Linked DNA regions of Homo sapiens: regions 1 and 2 are each linked to region 3. A link is a contact called in ENCODE Hi-C or POLR2A ChIA-PET data. All regions are on one chromosome and are shown on one strand. The core of a region is the stretch at or near the end of the contact, and the rest is flanking DNA. Distances in the headings are between cores, read along the strand shown. Region 1 overlaps DLGAP1 (DLG associated protein 1). Region 2 holds the start of DLGAP1-AS2 (DLGAP1 antisense RNA 2). Region 3 has its middle 48 kb from the start of LPIN2.

The links. Hi-C counts contacts between places; a loop is a spot of excess contacts on that map. ChIA-PET counts read pairs that join two places held with the same protein, here RNA polymerase II (POLR2A). Pooled maps may share reads with other maps.
Region 1: a map with no recorded cell type shows a loop between it and region 3 (8-fold over the local background). The contact joins two enhancer-like sites. A Hi-C loop is called at or near these places in 3 of 168 maps with a recorded cell type or tissue (CD8-positive, alpha-beta T cell and naive thymus-derived CD4-positive, alpha-beta T cell), 5 of 37 single-sample maps with no recorded cell type and 13 of 50 pooled maps. POLR2A ChIA-PET finds 5 or more read pairs at or near these places in 5 of 52 experiments (CD4-positive, alpha-beta T cell, CD4-positive, alpha-beta memory T cell, activated CD4-positive, alpha-beta memory T cell and 2 more).
Region 2: a loop to region 3 is called in a map of natural killer cell, with 7 times the contacts of the local background. The contact joins the promoter of DLGAP1-AS2 here to the enhancer-like site in region 3. A Hi-C loop is called at or near these places in 4 of 168 maps with a recorded cell type or tissue (CD8-positive, alpha-beta T cell, naive thymus-derived CD4-positive, alpha-beta T cell and natural killer cell), 3 of 37 single-sample maps with no recorded cell type and 11 of 50 pooled maps. POLR2A ChIA-PET finds 5 or more read pairs at or near these places in 5 of 52 experiments (CD4-positive, alpha-beta T cell, CD4-positive, alpha-beta memory T cell, activated CD4-positive, alpha-beta memory T cell and 2 more).

The regions. Positions count from the first base shown.
Region 1 is chr18:3,584,507-3,587,206 of GRCh38, reverse strand. The region is part of intron 7 of DLGAP1 (DLG associated protein 1); the gene reads left to right. Among named protein-coding and RNA genes, the nearest start is that of DLGAP1-AS1, 8.3 kb to the left of the region's middle. RefSeq lists an enhancer at 100-269. Within about 2 kb of position 1,271, at least 6 of the 41 ENCODE cell types and tissues checked have a DNase peak (open chromatin) inside an H3K27ac peak, as active enhancers do.
Region 2 is chr18:3,602,366-3,605,320 of GRCh38, reverse strand. DLGAP1-AS2 (DLGAP1 antisense RNA 2) reads right to left here and starts at 1,584. Exons shown (of 3, transcript NR_119377.1): 1 at 1,106-1,584. The region is part of intron 7 of DLGAP1 (DLG associated protein 1); the gene reads left to right. RefSeq lists enhancers at 528-597, 975-1,768, 794-1,993, 1,769-2,563, 2,564-2,955.
Region 3 is chr18:3,059,445-3,062,386 of GRCh38, reverse strand. No RefSeq gene overlaps it. Among named protein-coding and RNA genes, the nearest start is that of LPIN2, 48 kb to the right of the region's middle. RefSeq lists enhancers at 945-1,074, 1,442-1,736. Within about 2 kb of position 1,651, at least 8 of the 41 ENCODE cell types and tissues checked have a DNase peak (open chromatin) inside an H3K27ac peak, as active enhancers do; they include CD4-positive, alpha-beta T cell, CD8-positive, alpha-beta T cell and natural killer cell, where a contact is called at or near this core.

The DNA of each region.
Region 1 (2,700 bases), core at 22-2,521, 530 kb before region 3:
GGCGCAGGCCTGTAATCCCACCTACTCCAGAGGCTGAGGCAGGAGAATTGCTTGAACCCGGGAGGCAGAGGTTGCAGTGAGCCGAGATTGCACCATTGCACCTGGGCGACAAGAGCGAAACTCCGTCTCAAAATAAAAAGAGAACGTCACTCTTAAACAAATCAGATGTTTCACTTACTGTATAGAAACTGCTCGTTTTCTCTTTTTCTCTTTCTCATTTTCTCTTTCTGTTTTGACCAGGCAAGACAAACATATTGGCTGGTGTTTCACCCTCCTTCAGTCTCACTCTTATGTGTCACACACCTGCTGGTGCTCAGACCTTCTCAGTGGGTTCTAAATCTTTCCTGGCACTGAATTCTGAGAGTAGAACTGAAACCAACCAACCAACAAACAAAATACCCTTAGGAGAGAAGTGTGGGTTTAGGGCTTAGCAAATCTAGGAAAGGGGGATGTTGGGGAAAATGGAAGGATTTCGTTGTATGAGTTTTGGAGTGCAGAAGAATTGGAAAATGAAGAAGGGGAACTATGGGGAAGTGTGAGTTGTGATTTGAATCCCTTTCCTCTCCTTCAAATGGCAATCTTAAGCCGGGCATGGTGGCATGCGCCCGTTGTGCCACCTATTCAGCAGGCAGAGGGGGAGGATCTCTTAAATCTGGGAGTTCAAGGCCAGCGTACACAGCACAGTGAGATCCCGTCTGTAGTTGAAAAAAAAAAAGCAGTCATGAAGATTTGAATTCCTTTTACCTTCCTAGCCCATGACTGGACAGTGCCGCTCACTGCAGTGAAGCCTCATAATAACGAGTAAAGTCCCTCAGCATAACAGCATGGGAGATGGTTCCTGTCCTTAAGTCTCATAATAATGAGTAATGCCCCTCCGTATAACAACATGGGAGATGGTTCCTTTCCTTAAGCCTCATAATAATGAGTAATGTCCCTCCGTATAACAACATGGGAGATGGTTCCTGCCCTCCATTCAGCTCCCTTATTCGAAGTTGGGGGGGATCTCAAAATCTTATCTTCTTTGGGTGTTGGGGGCTGGACCACCCTGTTGGAGAAGCCATGTCTCCAGTATTCTCCCTGTCCAGTCTAACCATGGTAGATGTCAAGCATTACTGGAACTCTGCCAATGTCCCTGTTGAGCAAGGTATCCAGAGTTATCCCTATCGATAGCGAAGATGAGCTGACAACAGCCACCAGGTGGCGTCCAATTGCAGTTGGCCTGGGGAGTGTAGGAGCCGCACTGGAGGCTCAGTCCCCAAGGTCAGTCATGCGTTGGAAACAATGTGAACTAGCCCCTCCCACCCCCACTTATCACATCATGGCAGGATTTTTACTGTATGTCACAGCAAATCAAATGATTCCATATTTGGCTGAATTATCTAGCTTTTTTTTGGAGGGGGACTGTTTGGTTTTGTTTTCTAATTGTGTAGAGATGGGATCTCGTTATCTTGCCCAGGCTGGTCTGCAACTCCTGGACTCAAGCAGTCCTCCCACCATAGTCTCCCAAAACGCTGGGATGACAGGTGTGAACCACTGTGCCTGGCCTCACTGTCCAGTTTGGATTATCCACACTAAAAGAAGAAACCAAGGAGAGCTAACAAGAAGCAATACATAATCCAAAAGATCAGACATTTGATGTTGGAATATGTTATTTAGCTTCTTGAAATATCAGTGGGCGGAATGTCCTGAGAATCCATTTTGAACAAAATAGTGAGTTCACGTTGTAAAGACATGTCTTAGGAGAAGTGGTACAATGCTGTAGTTTCATTCAATTTTAGCAGGGAGAGGTTCTATCCTAATTATGGCTCCCACCCACTCTGGGTCTTCAGCTGAATCACTGAGATGAGCGTTACTCCCAGCAGGACTACCATCACTCATGCCTCTCTGGGAACCAGAGCTCCACCATGGTTTGGATGCAAGAAACTAAATTGAGTGAGGCAAGATATTTACAATGTATATGCACTGGCATTGTTTAGCCAGAGGCTTAGCTGTGGGCTAGTGGGAAGAACCTGAGGCTGGCTGGCTCGCTCCTGACTCTGCACCTTGCAAGCACTGTATTTTCCCTGAGTCGTATTTCCTGTCAGGTGCATTAGCTAAAAAATGAGGAAGTCGACACTTATTGTTGAGCTGCATTCAAATGATAAAGATGGGCCGGGCATGGCATAGTGGCTAATGCCTCTAATCCCAGCACTTTGAGAGGCCAAGATGGGAGGATCGCTTGAAGCCAGGGGTTCAAGACCAGCCTGGGCAACACAACAAGACCCCCATCTCTACAAAAAATAAAAAATTAGCTGGATGTGGTGGTGCACACCTGTTAGTCCCAGCTGCTCAAGAGATTGAAGTGGGAGGATTGCTTGAGCCTAGGAGATCGAGGCTGCAGTGAGCCATGATCGTGCCACTGCCTTCCAACCTGATGACAGAGTGAGACCCTATCTCTAAAAAAAAGAGAGATGAAGTTGTGTGTTTCATGAGTCAACATAGATGGGAAGTTCTCCTGGGCTGGGCCTCTGCCAGTCATCCACCCAGGGAATGAGGGGTGACTGCCTCTATGTCATGCACCTTGTCTTTCCCCATCCCAGAGTCCATATGATATTGTAATGAGACATTTGCTTGATTTATTCCTCCAATACTCAGGCAATCCCTGGGAAATAGCCAAACATTATTGTCTCCATCTATTTTATGGTTAAGGAAATTACTCCA
Region 2 (2,955 bases), core at 335-2,834, 540 kb before region 3:
AGGAAAGGCATTCAGAAGGACATTCCTGACGTCTTCTTGGAAGAGGTCGAACGTAAGCTCGTATCTGAAGGAAAAACCAGAGGAAAGAATATCCCTAACGAGGAATCGATTGCACATGCAAACCCAGGGAACTTGATGGGTTGAATAACTAAAGGAAAAGTGGTCAGGAGGAGGCAGAATTCTGAGACCTGAAAAGGGTGAATAGGAACTCTTATCCTGAGGGGAGATTTGTAAACTGCAGACTGACAGGACCTGCTGGAGGGTTTCCACTCTTCCTCTAAGTGTACACAATAGTTTGGAAACAGAAAAGACAGACCCAGTGAGACTAAGTAGAAACGTATTTCTCCAAATATTTTGACCTACAAAATGCATTTTCCCTGTTGCCCAGTATGTACACAGATCCGGGGACACGCACACACAAACTGAAAGAGGTTTCACAACAAGACTTACTTTTTCTACACAGGATGTACGCTGACATTTTCTACCTAACATTTTGCATTTTCTAAATGGTGAAACTGCATGACTCATCTTATTTCACTACCCACTAAGTGACAACTCAGAGTTGGAGAAACCTTGAGTTAAGGAAGTTGCTGTGATACTCCAGAAGATAACATTAAAACTGTAGGATCTAGGGAAGCAGAAAGATGCACAGAAGGATGTGGAATGACTCCACAGGGATTTAAGAGACTGGAGAGAAGGACCCAAAGGAGTGCTTACAGATAATGCTGAGTTTTGGCTTGAACTCGGGGCAGATAAAGGGATCGTGTACTGAGATGGGGAACCTTAAGTGAAAAATAAGGAGGGTAAAGGTATCACCACTTGAGAAATGCCCGATTCTTTTGTGTGTATGTGTGTGTGTGTGTGCGTGTGCGTGTGTTTGTAAACATAAATATGCTCCTTAATTTGAAGTACATCCCAAGAAAAACATGTAACTCCAGAAAATGTCCAAGTTTTATTAAAAGAAGAAGGGAAATGGCAGAAATGGAAAGAAGGGAATCAGTGGGGAGGAAGGAGTGGGCTCTAGCACTTAGGCACAAGACTCCACTTGGAAAGGACAGGCAAGATTCAAATCCCCGAGGGAACAGACAGCCCATATCAGACTCACCTGATGCTTCACTGCAGCTGCCATGGGGCTTTTATAAGCTGGGAATGGGTTAAGCATAGTCCCAGCTGTTCATTCAGCCACGATGTTGGCAGGAGTTAGCTTCTTTACACATAAAGTTGGCATCAAATTTGGAATTCACAATCACTAGTTCACGAACGTCACAGGCATTTCTTAGGCGCTTCTTATATAAATGGAAATACCATTAACTTTCTTCTTCATGCACGCTCTCTGACAGCATCGGGTCAAAGGAACTTTTTTCCTGCCTCTTTTCATAGCTTCCACCGCCCCATCCTTCTTCTAAATCTTTAATTTTGCAAAGCCATAGGGAGTGGTGGTAGCCTGTGGCGAGTTGAAGATTTTGAACAATAGGTGTTTCTGAGCTGGATTTATTGAAAGGGTCTTGTCTGTGTCCTGGGGGAGATTGTAAATGAGATGTCAACAGGAGCTCTTTTGTGTGGATGGCATTCATCCTGAAAGACAGGAATTCCCTTACTGTGCTAGTATTTAAAGTACATTTGTTGCTGCTTTTGCTAAAACTTTTCATCCAACTGCCGGAGCTAACAGCAATGAATGAGTCACTTGGTGTGATTGTAACTTCCTTCCCTCCTTAGCAAAGCAATGACTCAGTCATTTACATTTAGAAAGGAAGGCTCCTAAGAAGATTTCTTGGATTTTCATCAGCTTGAGCCTCTTTTCTTGACCATCACGTGGGCCTGATCTGTCGGCAATCCTGTTAACCCAGGGTGAGGGGAGTCTAGCCGGGCTGCTTTTCTCACTCCCTGGAAAACTTTTTGCTGTTTTGCTCGTTTCTTTTTTAAATCCAAGGAGAAAGACAAACACAATTTCCTGCCTTAAGCCCTTTTCCTTTCTCTCTCCCTCCGCCTTTTTTTTTGTAAAGGACAGGCAATTTCAGTTTACTATAATTACCCTGGGCTGAGGTTTGACTCACTCCACCTTTAGATGATAAGGCAACCGTTTTATTACTTCGCAGCCAGGTGCCTGAGGGTGACAAGACTTGCCTTTATCTGGTGACCTGACAAGGTTATCAGCAACTGCAAATGGGCTGAACCTCGGAGCAGGGACCATCAAAACGCTTCCCTCTCCTTGATCCATTTCCCAACCCTTTATTGGTAATTCATTTCAATCCGAAGACTAGCTCTAGTTTCTGCAAGTTCTTCCGCATTCCTACACCTTAGCTCTGTCCTCTTGTGTTCTCTTTGGAACACAGGCAGCGGCAACAGCAATCTTAATTATGAGCAGTCAGCTGCCCCCATGAGCCCAGAGCACGACCATGAAGTCTCAACCACAGTCCAGCACACAACACGCAGGATATATTTGCGTCCTCTGGCTTAGTCGATTTGCAGTATTTATAGTTGCTTTTTCAGAGTCGATACTTAATAACGTCTTTGACCTATGATGCTAGAAATCCCTCCAAAATAAAATCGTATTGCTTGTATCTTCTATGGTTCCTTTTGAAAACTGGAATATAATCCGCACCAGGAGGCAGTGCTGTGCTGGAGATAATAAACATATCTAGTGCTCGATCTATTTATATCTGCAGTTCATGAATTTATTTGTCTACCAACACAAGTTTCTTTGTTTTTTTTTTTTTTTTTTTTTTTGGACGGAGTCTCGCTCTGTCGCCCAGGCTGGAGTGCGGTGGCGCGATCTCGGCTCCCTGCAAGCTCCGCCTCCCGGGTTCACGCCATTCTCCTGCCTCAGCCTCCCGAGTAGCTGGGACTACAGGCGCCCGCCACCACGCCCGGCTAATTTTTTGTATTTTTAGCAGAGACGGGGTTTCACTGTCTTAGCCAGGATGGTCTCGATCTCCTGACCTCGTGATCCGCCCG
Region 3 (2,942 bases), core at 402-2,901:
TACTTACTAACATCTAAGTGCATTTTTTACTTTTTTTAGAACATGCTTTAATTGTAGCCCAGCATCAAGAAGGCATAGTAGACTTGTCACAAAGCTCAGACACACACACTGTGGTTACTCAGACAGTCCATACTCCCTGCTACTCACTTTTGAGGATGAATATTTACATTCCAAATGATACACAACTAAGTTTAATTTAAAACACTTTGGAAACAAAATAGGCACTGTTTGCAATAAATTATGAAGGTAATGCTCGCCTCCCCTGGGGTTGAGTTTCTACAGTTTCCTTCTGTGGTTTCTTTCCTCTCGTTTCTGGTTTTAGAAGGTTAAGGGCATAACCTATCAGGCCGGGACTTCAGCCTGAGGCGTTACTAGTGCCCATGGTATCACACAAAAGCCACCCACTCTGCTTGCTAAGAGCTGGTTCTAAGCCGGGAGAAAAGGTGTTACATTGCTGAGCCAAACTGAAGCCAAGTGTTTCCTTTCAGAGACGAGGGGGACGTGTCCCAGAATCAGAGAGTGTTTTATTACATTGACTCTATTTTGGTTGTTCCAGGGCTCATCTTAGTTATCTAAATGTCCCTACTGAATGCACCCATAGTTGCCCACAGGAAGCCTCTCCAAGGAGACCCCCATGCCAACTGCAGTACATATGTGAATGCTCCCTCCATTTCCTTGTTCTTTACAGCTTAATATTCCCGGCTAGAAAGAGCTAACCAGTTCTCGGAACCCTCTTTGCTCACAGGCTTCTGTCAGTACAGGCACCTCTGGTTCATAAGCTTCCCACGCAGTCCGGAGACATTCTCCAGAATTTCACGAGAAGCGTGTGTCTTCCTTACACACTCAAAACCAGGAGCTGAATTGCAAGGAGGCATTTGGCTTCATGAAAGTGAAGACTGTGCAGAGAAAGAAGAGAAGCAACTCGTTGCGGGGGCAGAATCGAGAAATCTGAAATCCTCCTCTCAGGTGAAAGTTTCAGCAGCACTGAAGTACAGATGAAAAAATAATGAAAATGAAACCAATTCCTTGTTTTCATCTCAAAACAGAAAGAAAAAACAATTACCTCTACGTCATTCTATTAAAAACACGGGGCATTGCCTGGGCACGGTGGCTCACACCTATAATCCCAGCACTTCAGGAGGCCAGGAATTTGAGACCAGCCTGGGCAACACAGAGAGTCCCCGTCTCTACCAAAAACAAAAAATAAAAATAAATTAGCTGAGCATGGTGGCACATGACTGTAGTCCTAGCTACTTGGGAGGCTGAGATGGGTGGATGCTTGAGCCCAGGAGCTCGAGGCTGCAGAGAGCCATGATCGTGCCACCACTCTCCAGGCAGGGCAACAGCAAGACTCTGTCTCCAAAAAAGACAAACCATAAGATACCATTTCTTCCATTCATTCATTCATTCAACAAATATTTACTTGGTGTGGGTCAGGCCCTGTTCCCCCAGGCCCTTCTGACCTGCCATGGTAGAAAGCCCTCTGTCCCTAAAATTCCTGCCTTTTTGCCAGGTTTATGTCCAGCACAAGTGGAAAATCACCAACAGCTTTGACCTCTGAACAGACACTGCCGGAAGTCATGGAAGTGAACTGGGGTGAAGAATTGGTTTTTTCCATCTCACTCAAGTGTGGCAGGACAGTTGCTCTGTAGCACCGGCGGCCAGGAAGTGAGGGGGAAGAGGCAGGAAATGTGTATTGGCTTCTACACATAAACTTCGTATCTATAAAGAATGAGACTATTTTGTTTAAACGTTTTTAGTTGGAATGTTTCTCAATTTTGTATTTCTTGAGGCTCTTAATTTTGTTTCTTATCTGGGCTGCATTATGGTGGTTAACATTTCAAAAAGTGGTTGAGCATTTCTAACGCTGTGTAAAAAAAGATTGTTGCCTTTAAATACAAGGCAGCAAAGAAAAAGAAAAGCTGTAAGTAAAAATATAGGCCAGGCACCGTGGCTCACGCCTATAATCCCAGCACTTTGGGAAGCCGAGGTGGGTGGATCACCTGAGGTCAGGAGTTTGAGACCAGCCTGGCTAACATGGGGAAACTTTATCTCTACTAAAAATACAAAAATCGTCTGGGCGTGGTGGTGCACGCCTGTAATCCCAGCTACTTGGGAGGCTGAGGCAGGAGAATCATCTGAATCCAGGAGGTAGAGGTTGCAGTGAGCTGAGATTGCGCCACTGCACTCCAGCCTGGGCAACAGAGCGAGATTCCTTCTCAAAGAAAACATAAAAATATAAAAACATAATGATAATGAGAAGCCATTTTAGCTAGAGTAATAGAAAAAATTCATTTGCATTTTAAAATATGGTCATGCTAAAATCACTTTAGCTTTTAAATAGACACTTTGATGTCCCTGGTTCTACTAGAACCTGTCAGTGACATTTGAACAACTTTTATGAAGTAGAAGCAGATTGATCTCCTGCATAGCTAAGGTTCAGAGACAATTTGTCTCATTTTCACTCTATTTTGATAATACAAAACTAAAATAATGAGGAAATGTATCACCATAAGGCAGAGGTTATTAAGTGTTCAGACCTTTGTTGATAAATAATTTAAAGCAAAATAAGTCCAAAGACTAGGGGAAGTTAAAAAAAAAAAAACCCACATGTCACTTCAAATGTTTATTATAGTGGTATGCTGTAGAGTTATTGTTGTAAAGTATTGTTACTGTGTTATTTGTGTATTATATAGAGATATATAGAGATACAGTTGTTTATTATTGTTATAGTAATATTATCTTGTTTTATGGTTGTATATTATAGAGCTACAAACATAATAAAAATTAGAAAACTTGAAAGAAATTGTATAAAGGCCTTAATTCAGTGAGACGATTGGAACTGCTCTCATTTCTGTGGTAGCCACAGTAACAGAAATTCAGCGTGTCCTTTGTCAACACAGGAAGTTTGTTACAAAGACATCATTCAAAACAAGAGTCAA